Linked DNA regions of Homo sapiens: region 2 is linked to region 1. Evidence: chromatin contacts called from ENCODE Hi-C or POLR2A ChIA-PET data. All regions are on one chromosome and are shown on one strand. Each heading gives the region's core, a stretch centred on a gene start or an enhancer-like site at or near the end of the contact. The rest is flanking DNA. Distances are from core to core; before and after follow the strand shown.

Evidence for each region. A loop is a pair of places that touch in the nucleus more often than their neighbours do. ChIA-PET counts read pairs that join two places held with the same protein, here RNA polymerase II (POLR2A). Pooled maps may share reads with other maps.
Region 2: a pooled map shows a loop between it and region 1 (2.2-fold over the local background). The contact joins the promoter of TRIM40 here to the promoter of TRIM26 in region 1. A Hi-C loop is called at or near these places in 6 of 50 pooled maps. POLR2A ChIA-PET finds 5 or more read pairs at or near these places in 7 of 52 experiments (HepG2, PC-3, Panc1 and 4 more).

Annotation. Positions count from the first base shown.
Region 1 is chr6:30,211,301-30,215,705 of GRCh38, reverse strand. It overlaps TRIM26 (tripartite motif containing 26), which reads left to right and starts at 2,300. Exons shown (of 10, transcript NM_003449.5): 1 at 2,300-2,401. RefSeq lists a silencer at 1,440-1,622 and an enhancer at 1,081-1,969.
Region 2 is chr6:30,134,715-30,139,156 of GRCh38, reverse strand. TRIM40 (tripartite motif containing 40) reads right to left here and starts at 3,017. Exons shown (of 6, transcript NM_001286633.2): 1 at 2,968-3,017; 2 at 1,776-2,424. The coding sequence starts at 2,120.

The DNA of each region.
Region 1 (4,405 bases), core at 1,051-3,550:
CATGGAAGACAGGTGTTGTCTCAACTCTCTTGGGGCGTACACTGAGGGGGAGGAAGATCGAAAATAAACACATTGACAAAGAAATGAACAAGGTGCTTTCAAATGGCAACAAATGCATGAAGAAAGGGAAACAGAATAATGCATGATGGGGAACTGGTTTCAACTGGGTGAGGGAGGAAGACCTTTCTGAGATGTAGACATGACTGACAAGAAGCGGGCAGCCATGCAAGGGGCTGGGGCAGGGAGTTTCAAGACCAGGTGTAAGGTGAAAGCACAGGGACCGAGGGAGAAGTGGCATGAGGGAGGTCAGAGAGTTAAGCAGAGCTGTCATGTCAGGAGCCCCAGCCCCTGCAAGAGTCTTCCATGCCCCTCTAAGTGTGCTGAGAGGATAGAGAATTTTAAGTGGGGTGGTGGATTTGTGGCTGGAGTCTGCCCAGAATGGTCTGTGAATAGGCCAAAGACCTCAGGACAGGGAGAAAACGCTTAGTGGCACAGCATTATTTTTTATTTTATTATTATTTTTTGAGACGGAGTCTCGCTCCGTCCCCAGGCTGGAGTGCAGTGGGGCGATCTCGGCTCACTGCAACCTCCGCCTCCCGGGTTCAAGCGATTCTCTTGCCTCAGCCTCCTGAGTAGCTGGGACTACAGGTGCGCGCCACCACGCCCGGCTAATTTTTGTATTTTTAGTAGAGACGGGGTTTCACCATGTTGGCCAGGATGGTCTCGATCTCTTGACCTCGTGATCCGCCCACCTCGGCCTCCCAAAGTGCTGAGATTACAGGCGTGAGCCACCGCGCTCGGCGGCAGAGCATTATTTAAGGAGCATGTTAAACACACTTTCTTCCCACACCACCAACTAAAAAAGCAGGTATCAAGAGGGTCTAGGTAGGTGCTGAGACCACCTCCAGAGCACAGGCCCGCCAGAGTTGTGCTCAGCAGGTGAGGTCTACACTCCTCTCAGCCCGGAGGGGCAGCGTGAGTTATACTGCTGGACAAAGGGGAAAAAGACAAAATGCTGGGCTGGGGTAGAAGGGAAGGACGCGGGTGTTAAATGTGGGCGTGGTTTCTTCTGAATGTCCCACCCACTCCACTATACATTGCTTAAATGCAGTGCAAATTTCCCTACCCCCAGCGGAGGAGGGGTGAAGATTCAGCAGGTTTTAGGGTCTAGGACCCTGAGCTCCTCCATTCATGAATACCCAAACAACTGTAGCCCACCCTCTCACCACTGCCTAGGCGGACGACCAGTGTCCCCAGCTAGATCTCTACCCTTAGGAGCAGGGCACTGGCTGACCCGGAGAACCTGCGCCGCCTCTTCTCAGCCTGCTGCCAGCCCAGTGCACGAGCTGAATGCCGCTGCCGCCTGGCTGGCCGGGAAAGACGGGGATCTTGACGCGGCGGCGCCTGGGACACGGCAACCGCAGCACAGGGCATGGCCCTGCGGCTGGACCGGACGCGGCGGCTGCAGGCAGAGCAGGAAGAGAGCGCAGGCTGGGCAGCGGCGTACGCTTCGGCGACGTCAGCTTCCGGGGCCGTGGACGGGGGCGCGCCCGAGCCTCCTGGAAACCTCCCCACCAAGGACCTGGGGAACCCAAGTCTCGGCCCGCTTTGTAGCCTCTGGTTTCTAAATTCAGCGTCGAGGAGCGAAAACAACCCCCCTGAACTGGGCCCAGACCCTTAAGCTCCTGGAACCTCAGTTTTTCCTTCCGTCGAATGGCGACAATGGCTGTCTGGTTGAACGTTATTTTACCTAGGAAGTAATAATTTTCGTAAATAGGTCTCTGAGAGTATTTGCTTGCTAAAATCCTGCTTTGTCCTGGAAGCAAATTTAGGCCACGTTAGGGGCGGGGACTTCGTATTTGATGTTGAGCACCTGGCGAGCGCCACCTTCGCCTCAAAGCGCCCTCGGACCCTGATCCAGCATAAGGCCAGAGTTGGGCAGTGAGGGGTCTCGAGAGGTGGAAAGGGGATTATTGCCCTCTCAAGAGTCCTACGTAGGTGACTCCTAAGCCTTAGCATTTACTCCCTTAGACCGTGTAACAGGCCACCCCAATTACGCGCCAAACTCAGGCTGCGGCTCTTGGCGCAGCCTCGGTCCCGCCTGATTTCAGTTTCCATTTCGCTGCCCCTGGTGCCCCACCGCCCGCGGCTGTCTGGGGATTTGCCCGGTGATCAGTGACGTAAAAGAGACTAAGGTTCCCATTGGATGGCGAAGTTCGGCAGGAGCCAATCCCGGGGCTGGTCCGGGAGAAATCTCGGCGAAGGGCCCCGAATAGCCGGGAGATTACGGGGCGGGGACGAGCTGTCGCGCTGGTTGCTCGTGCAGGAGCGGGACCCGGAACAGACCGCCGTGAGAGAGGAGGGGTGCCGGCCGGGATTCGCGGCCCGGAGCTCGGGACCGGTGAGTAGGGGGTGCACATGAGACATACAGCGAAGCAACAGTCTCGTACGCTCACCGGGTTTGGGGCGACCCAACGCAGCCGCCGGGCCCGGGTTCAAAACGGGGCCAGGCCCCCGGGCGGGCTCAGGAGGGGGTCAAGTTCGCTGCGTCCTCCCTGCCAGCCAGATCCCTCCTGTTTGCTTGTCCTTACATTCTCCCCCTCCTCTTGGGTCTTTCTCGCTTTCTGGTATCCTACTCAGACTCCCATCCATTCTAGTCTGCGGAACCAGAAGTAAGCGGGGCCTGGATGACCGTCCGGTTGCTTGGAGCCTGGTAGATAGGCGACTAATCCAGCTCCCTGACCAAAGTGTCATGCTTTCTTTCTCTTTCTTTTTTTTTTTTTTTTTTTTGTTCGGAGTAAACCGGTTTAGCCACAAATACTTGGAGCTGTGCTTTCACTCCTTCCAGCTCATTAGCATTTTTCTTACTGATTTTCTCCCTATTTGGCCTTAGAAAAAAAGTGTAAATTTAACTCTGTGGAGTAAATGGGAGGGACACACTTCCAAATCTCCAGTAGATTTCAAATTTTGACCCACGATTTGTGTGTACTTCAAAAGAGGGGAGAATGACATTCGTTTATGCATGCCTTAACCTCCTGTTTTTAACTCTTAGCTGAAATCATAATCCCTAACATGTTTTTCCCCAAGTTCAAAAAAATCACCTTTAAAAAAAATAGGCTTTTTATGTTTCAAAAATTGCAATTTTATTGTTTAAGTAGACTTTATTTCTTACAACACTTTTAGATTTACAGAAGAATTGAGAAGATAGTACAAACTTCCCACATGCTCCAAACCGGATCCCCTGTTATTAACATCTTACCTCAGTGTGGTACATTTGTTGCAGTTAACCAATATCAATACATTATTATTGACCAAAGTCCATAGTGTGTTCAGATTTCCTTAGTTTTTACCTCAGTACTTTTTCTGTTTCATGATCCCATGGAGGTTACCACATTACATTTAGTTGTCATGTCTCCTTATGCTCCTCTTGGCTGTGGGAGTTTCTCAGACTTGTTTTGATGACCTTGACAGCATTGAAGAATACTGGTCGTGTATGTTGTAGGATGCCCCTCTATTGGAATTTGATGTTTTTCTCCTAAGACTGGGCTTATGGGTAACTGGGAGGAAGACCACAGAGGTAGATTGCCATTATCATCCCATCGTATCAAGGGCATGTACTAACATGATTTATGACTTAATATTGATTTGGGTGAGATAGTGTTTTTCAGGTTTCTCCACTGTACAGTTAGTCTCTTTTCCACTCTTTGCGTGTATTGTCCTCTTTAGAAGGAAGTCACTAAGTGCAGCCCATACCTAGGGAGCCAAGAGTTATATTCCCCCTTCTTGAGGGCAAGTATCTACATATTATTGTTTGCAGTTATTCTGCATGGAAGATTTGTTTCTCTCTTCCCCCAATTTATTAATTTATTCAATCATTAATTTCAGTGTAGACTCAGGGACATTTATTTTATACTTTGGTTTATAATCCAATACTACTTAATTTTGTTGCTCAAATTACTGTGGCTTTGGCTGTTGGGAGCTCTTTTCACATTGGCTCCTGTGCTCTTTCATAGTATTTTTATAGAGCTTTTTGCTAATGAGACACTCGTACTTATGTGACCTTGCCTCAACCTCAAATAGCCTGGTAAACTTGGCAAAATATTTTCCCCTTGTTAAGAGGTAAGGAGACTGAAGGCCTAAGGCAGTGGGTGACTTCTTAGATATCACTTCCTGCAGGGGAGTAACAGGTTGGACTCAGATTGTGTGTGACCACCACAGAAGACACTGCAAACCCCCGAAGAGAGTCCATGGTCTGTATTGAGGCTTCTTGGAATGACTTCAGACTTGGACCCCCCCAGGATCAGAATAGAAAAGACACAGAGAATGGGAAATTGGTTTGAGAAGACAAAAACATAAATTGGCTGGCATCAGGATGAATTAGATTTTGCCAGCTTTATAGAAATGG
Region 2 (4,442 bases), core at 1,768-4,267, 77 kb after region 1:
AGCTTTCTTGTCATTATTTAAAGACAGATTTGAAACAAGAATTATGAATCATCTTTGTACTTTCTACAATGCCTAGCATGACATCTAACACAAAGGACAGACCTGAAAAAATCATTTAGTGAGGAAATAAATTTCTCCATCTTATGCTGCTTCATCGGCAGGTGAGGAATCCCTCCCCACTCTCCTGTGGACATTGCACCTGGAGGGAATGATGTTAGAACCAAATAGAACTTTGCCTCTGGCTTTTTCAATTATTTCTCTACCTTTCTGTAGTCACTTTTAATCTGGACTCCCCACTTTCTCATTCTGTATCATAACATGTTCTCCAAAAGTCAAGTATCTCAAAGCTACCTCAGCTTTGGAAGTTCAGCCTTCACTATTGGATAGAAGGATGCCATGTGAAAATATTGTCAATTGTCCAGTCAAATACTAACTGGATTAGGGTCAGGGGAAAGGTTGATAAAAATAATTCCAAAGCTAATTGGCAAAATAAAGATATACAAATATCTGCACGAATTCTGAAAAATAAGAGTATTGTGAGGATTCTATCAAAATACCTGACATTAAAATATATGGTAAGGATAAAATCTCTAAAATACCTTGGCTTATAGGCAAGCATAGACAGAATAGAACAGCACAAAGAATCAAGGCAGTATGCAAGAAAATATGCATATATGGTATATTATGACATTGGCATTCAAATCAATGGGGAAACTATATGAATCATTCAACAAATGGTGATAGGACAAATTGATTATAACTTGGAAAAACTAAAGTTAGATTTCTACCTTATGCTCTCACCAAAATATATCTTGGATATTCTAGGTCCTCCAATATATATGTTGAAGGATATTCATTAGAACGTTCTGTGTAATCTTAAAACAAAACAATAGCTTGGAAATGACCCAATGTCTGCCAATTTATGGTACATTCATAGAATTTAATACCACACAGTTCTTGAAAATAATTCAGAAGATCTATACATGCTGATGAGAAAATGTTCAAGCCACACTTTTAGATAACAAAAATGAGTTACAGAAAAAAATATAGAGAGAATCCTTTGAGGGTGTGTGTGTGTGTGTGTGTGTGTAAGAGTGCATTCATAAGCACACACATTTTTTGGAAGGATGTACAAAAATCAAACAATGGTTACCTCTGAGGACTATGAATGGAGGGAGAAAGGAAGACAAATTTTTAGTCTTGACTTTATACCTTTCAGTGCTTTCTGAATTTATTACCTACAGCATGTAACTTTTGTGATAGAAAATTTAACAGAATAAGATAAAATAATTGCCATAGCAAAGAAAGGAAAAGGAAAGATAAGACAAATGCAGAAGGAAGAAAAAGAGAGAAAAAATTATGTAGTAACTTTCAGGTTTTAATATATTTGCAGGATAATTACTAGTGTATATAAAACCTGATTACATTTCTAGCCAAGTTTCTAGTACTATCAACCAGGAGTTCACACAGTTTTAGTCCTGAAAGGGTTTTGCATTAGTTAGTCCAATTACTCTATTCTACAGATGAGCAGACTGGGACTCTAACATCACACTGACAATATCCTCTTTTAGACAGACTCACATTAATGCATGGAAACATCAGCCTCAAAATATACACAGAAAAGCAAGACAAGGGTCCAAAACAGGATGAAGCAGAAGAAACAAAGAGAGATGTCCATTGTTGAGCTACTCTGAGGTGCCAGGCATGATGAACATGTAGGATGCAGCACCTCAGCGAGGTGGAGGCAGGGCCTGGCTGCGGTGACCCAGGCTTACCTTGTAGTGGCTGAGGGCATTTTCAATGGTCAGTTCATGATGAGACATGTGTTCAGGGGACACCAGGCATTCCACACATAGAAGAAGTCTGCTCTCCTCACAGAACCTGCACACCCTCTTCTGGTGGTTGGGGCAGATATAGCCTGTCCCTAGCACCTCCTCAGAACAGGGCTTCCGGCAGAGGGGGCAGCAGAAGACCCCAGAGGCTGAGGCCTTCTCCACATGCTGTGTCAGGCACACTCGACAGAAGAGATGTCCGCAGTTGGTGCTCACGGCCTCCTTCAGGCTCTCCTGGCAGATGGGGCAGACACCCTCCTCCTGGTTGTCCTTCTGCAAAGGGATCATGGCCTCGTTCCTACCCTGTCAGCCTCCTGTTTGCAGGGCCTCCTTCTTCACTGGTCTTCGGAAGGCCTGTTGCCCTCAACAGTCCCAGATAAGAAGGCCCAGTCGGAAGGAGGCAGCCCTGGAGCAGCCTGGGGACAGGACACAGCCTCCAAGTTCAGGCAATTGCCCACTCTCCCTCAAGGGTGCCGTGACATAGACCACACAAACCACAATTCTGCACGAGTTTCAGAAATAGCTCATCAGCTTTGACATGGACCCTGCGGTTTCCTTGTGTTTGTTAAACTTGAAATTATTTTTCATACACCTAGAGGAAGCAAGTGATTCAATAACCAATTCTGTTTTCCTCTTGACAGCTTTCAGTGAATATTTGCACGGGCCCCAAATTAAAAGGGCAAGGTGTCATTGTCATGGCCAAAAGCCAGACCACTATAAACTTACAATTTGAGTCTCCTCTGATTTGCCATCAGTAGAGAGAGTTTGGCAGGAGTTTGGACTGTTTTCTCCTACACTGTCACACCGGGTGGCTCACTGCTGCCCATTATTACCACCAATAATTACAGCAGCATCTCCATCAGCTGGTCATTCTTCCAACCAACATCCCTCCCAGGGTCATATAGATTCCACACTGAAAGAATGAGAAAGAAAACAGGACACAGAACAGACTAGAGACTTGTATAATGTTTGAAGCCACTTTGTTCCTTCCTGTCAAATCACCACCAAAGATGACCCAAAGAAAGAAGTCCCCCGCCACCTGCCACCTCCCTTAGATACTGAGGATTCACTCTTATTCCCTCATGCTGCACCTCTTGCCTAGCCCCACTCCTGAAAAGCTTTCTTAGTATCCTACCTCAATTTCTCCTGCTACAATTTCAGATCATCTTCTCTGGCTCCAGACCTGGAGAGATGGCCAGCAGATGAGTGGTTCTTATATCATGCCAATCATATGTGTTCATATGTCAGTAAATCTCAGGGCGGGGGGTGGAAAGACTCATGCTTTCCTAGAAACACTGAATTACCAGGAAAATTACCTAGGGTAGCTGGAAGGTGAGATGGACTTTGGTGCAGGGCGTGGCTTGTTTGCTCAAGGGGAGGAGGAAGGTCTTGGGCCTTTGACGTCGATATGACAGGAAATGAGACTCAACTAAGAATGGACATCCTAGAACCCCAGCTTATGGAACCCCAGGATCCAGGTGTCACAGAATAATGGCACCCACTCAAGATGCTGGAACATCAAATGCCCACTCCATTGTCTAAGTTCCCTCCAGTCAGGCTAGTCTTGGCATTGAGTTTGAGGGAGCCCCTAAGGGGTGCCACTAATAAGGGCTGTCACTTGAAACTTCTAAGGGTCCAAGACGCTTGTTGAAAACCTCATTTCAGAGCCTCCTCCCTCAATCCCACTTTGCCACTGTTTGCTGTGGGTTGTGTGATCTTGTGAGATATATATATAATTAGTCTTGGCACAGAGCTCCTAAAACCCTTGAACAGATGATCCTTAACTTATGATGGGGTTACGTCCCAGTGAATTCACTGAAGTCAGAAATATTGTAAGGTGAAAGTGTACTCAATACCCCAGTAAACCCATCATAAAGTCAAAAATTTTAAGTTGAATCATCTTAATTCCTGATGCACCTCAACTTACCACATGGTTATGTTCTGATGAGTGTATCTTTTATTATTCATAATAAGCCCTTTTCAACCATACCAGGGTTTATGCTAATGAGGTGACTCTTGGAGGAAGAATGGGGGCTGGTTGGCAGAAGAACCATGTGATTAGAGGGTGGGATCTTTCTTTCTTTCTTTCTTTTTTTTTTTTTTTTTTTGAGACAGAGTTTCACTCTTGTTGCCCAAGCTGGAGAGCAACGGCACTATCTCAGCTCACTGCAACCTCTGCCTCCCAGGTTCCAGCGAATCTCCTGCCTCAGCCTCCCGAGTAGCTGGGATTACAGGTGCACACCACCATGCCCAGCTAATATTTTGTATTTTTAGTAGAGACGGGGTTTCACCATGTTGGCCAGGCTGGTCTCGAACTCCTGACCTCAGGTTACCTGCCTGCCTTGGCCTCCCAAAATGCTGGGATTACAGGCGTGAACCACCACGCCTGGCTGGTTGGAACTTTCAGTCTCACCTCTGACCTCTGGGGAGGGGAGAGGAGCCCAGGGACTGAGTTAATCACCAACAGCCAGTGATTTGATCAATCATACCTAAATAATGGAACCTCTGTAAGATCCTGAACAAAGAGGTTTGGAGAGATTCCAGGTTGGTGAGTGCATCCACATGCTGGGAGGGTGGCACATCCCACACTCCACCGGGGACAGAAGCTCC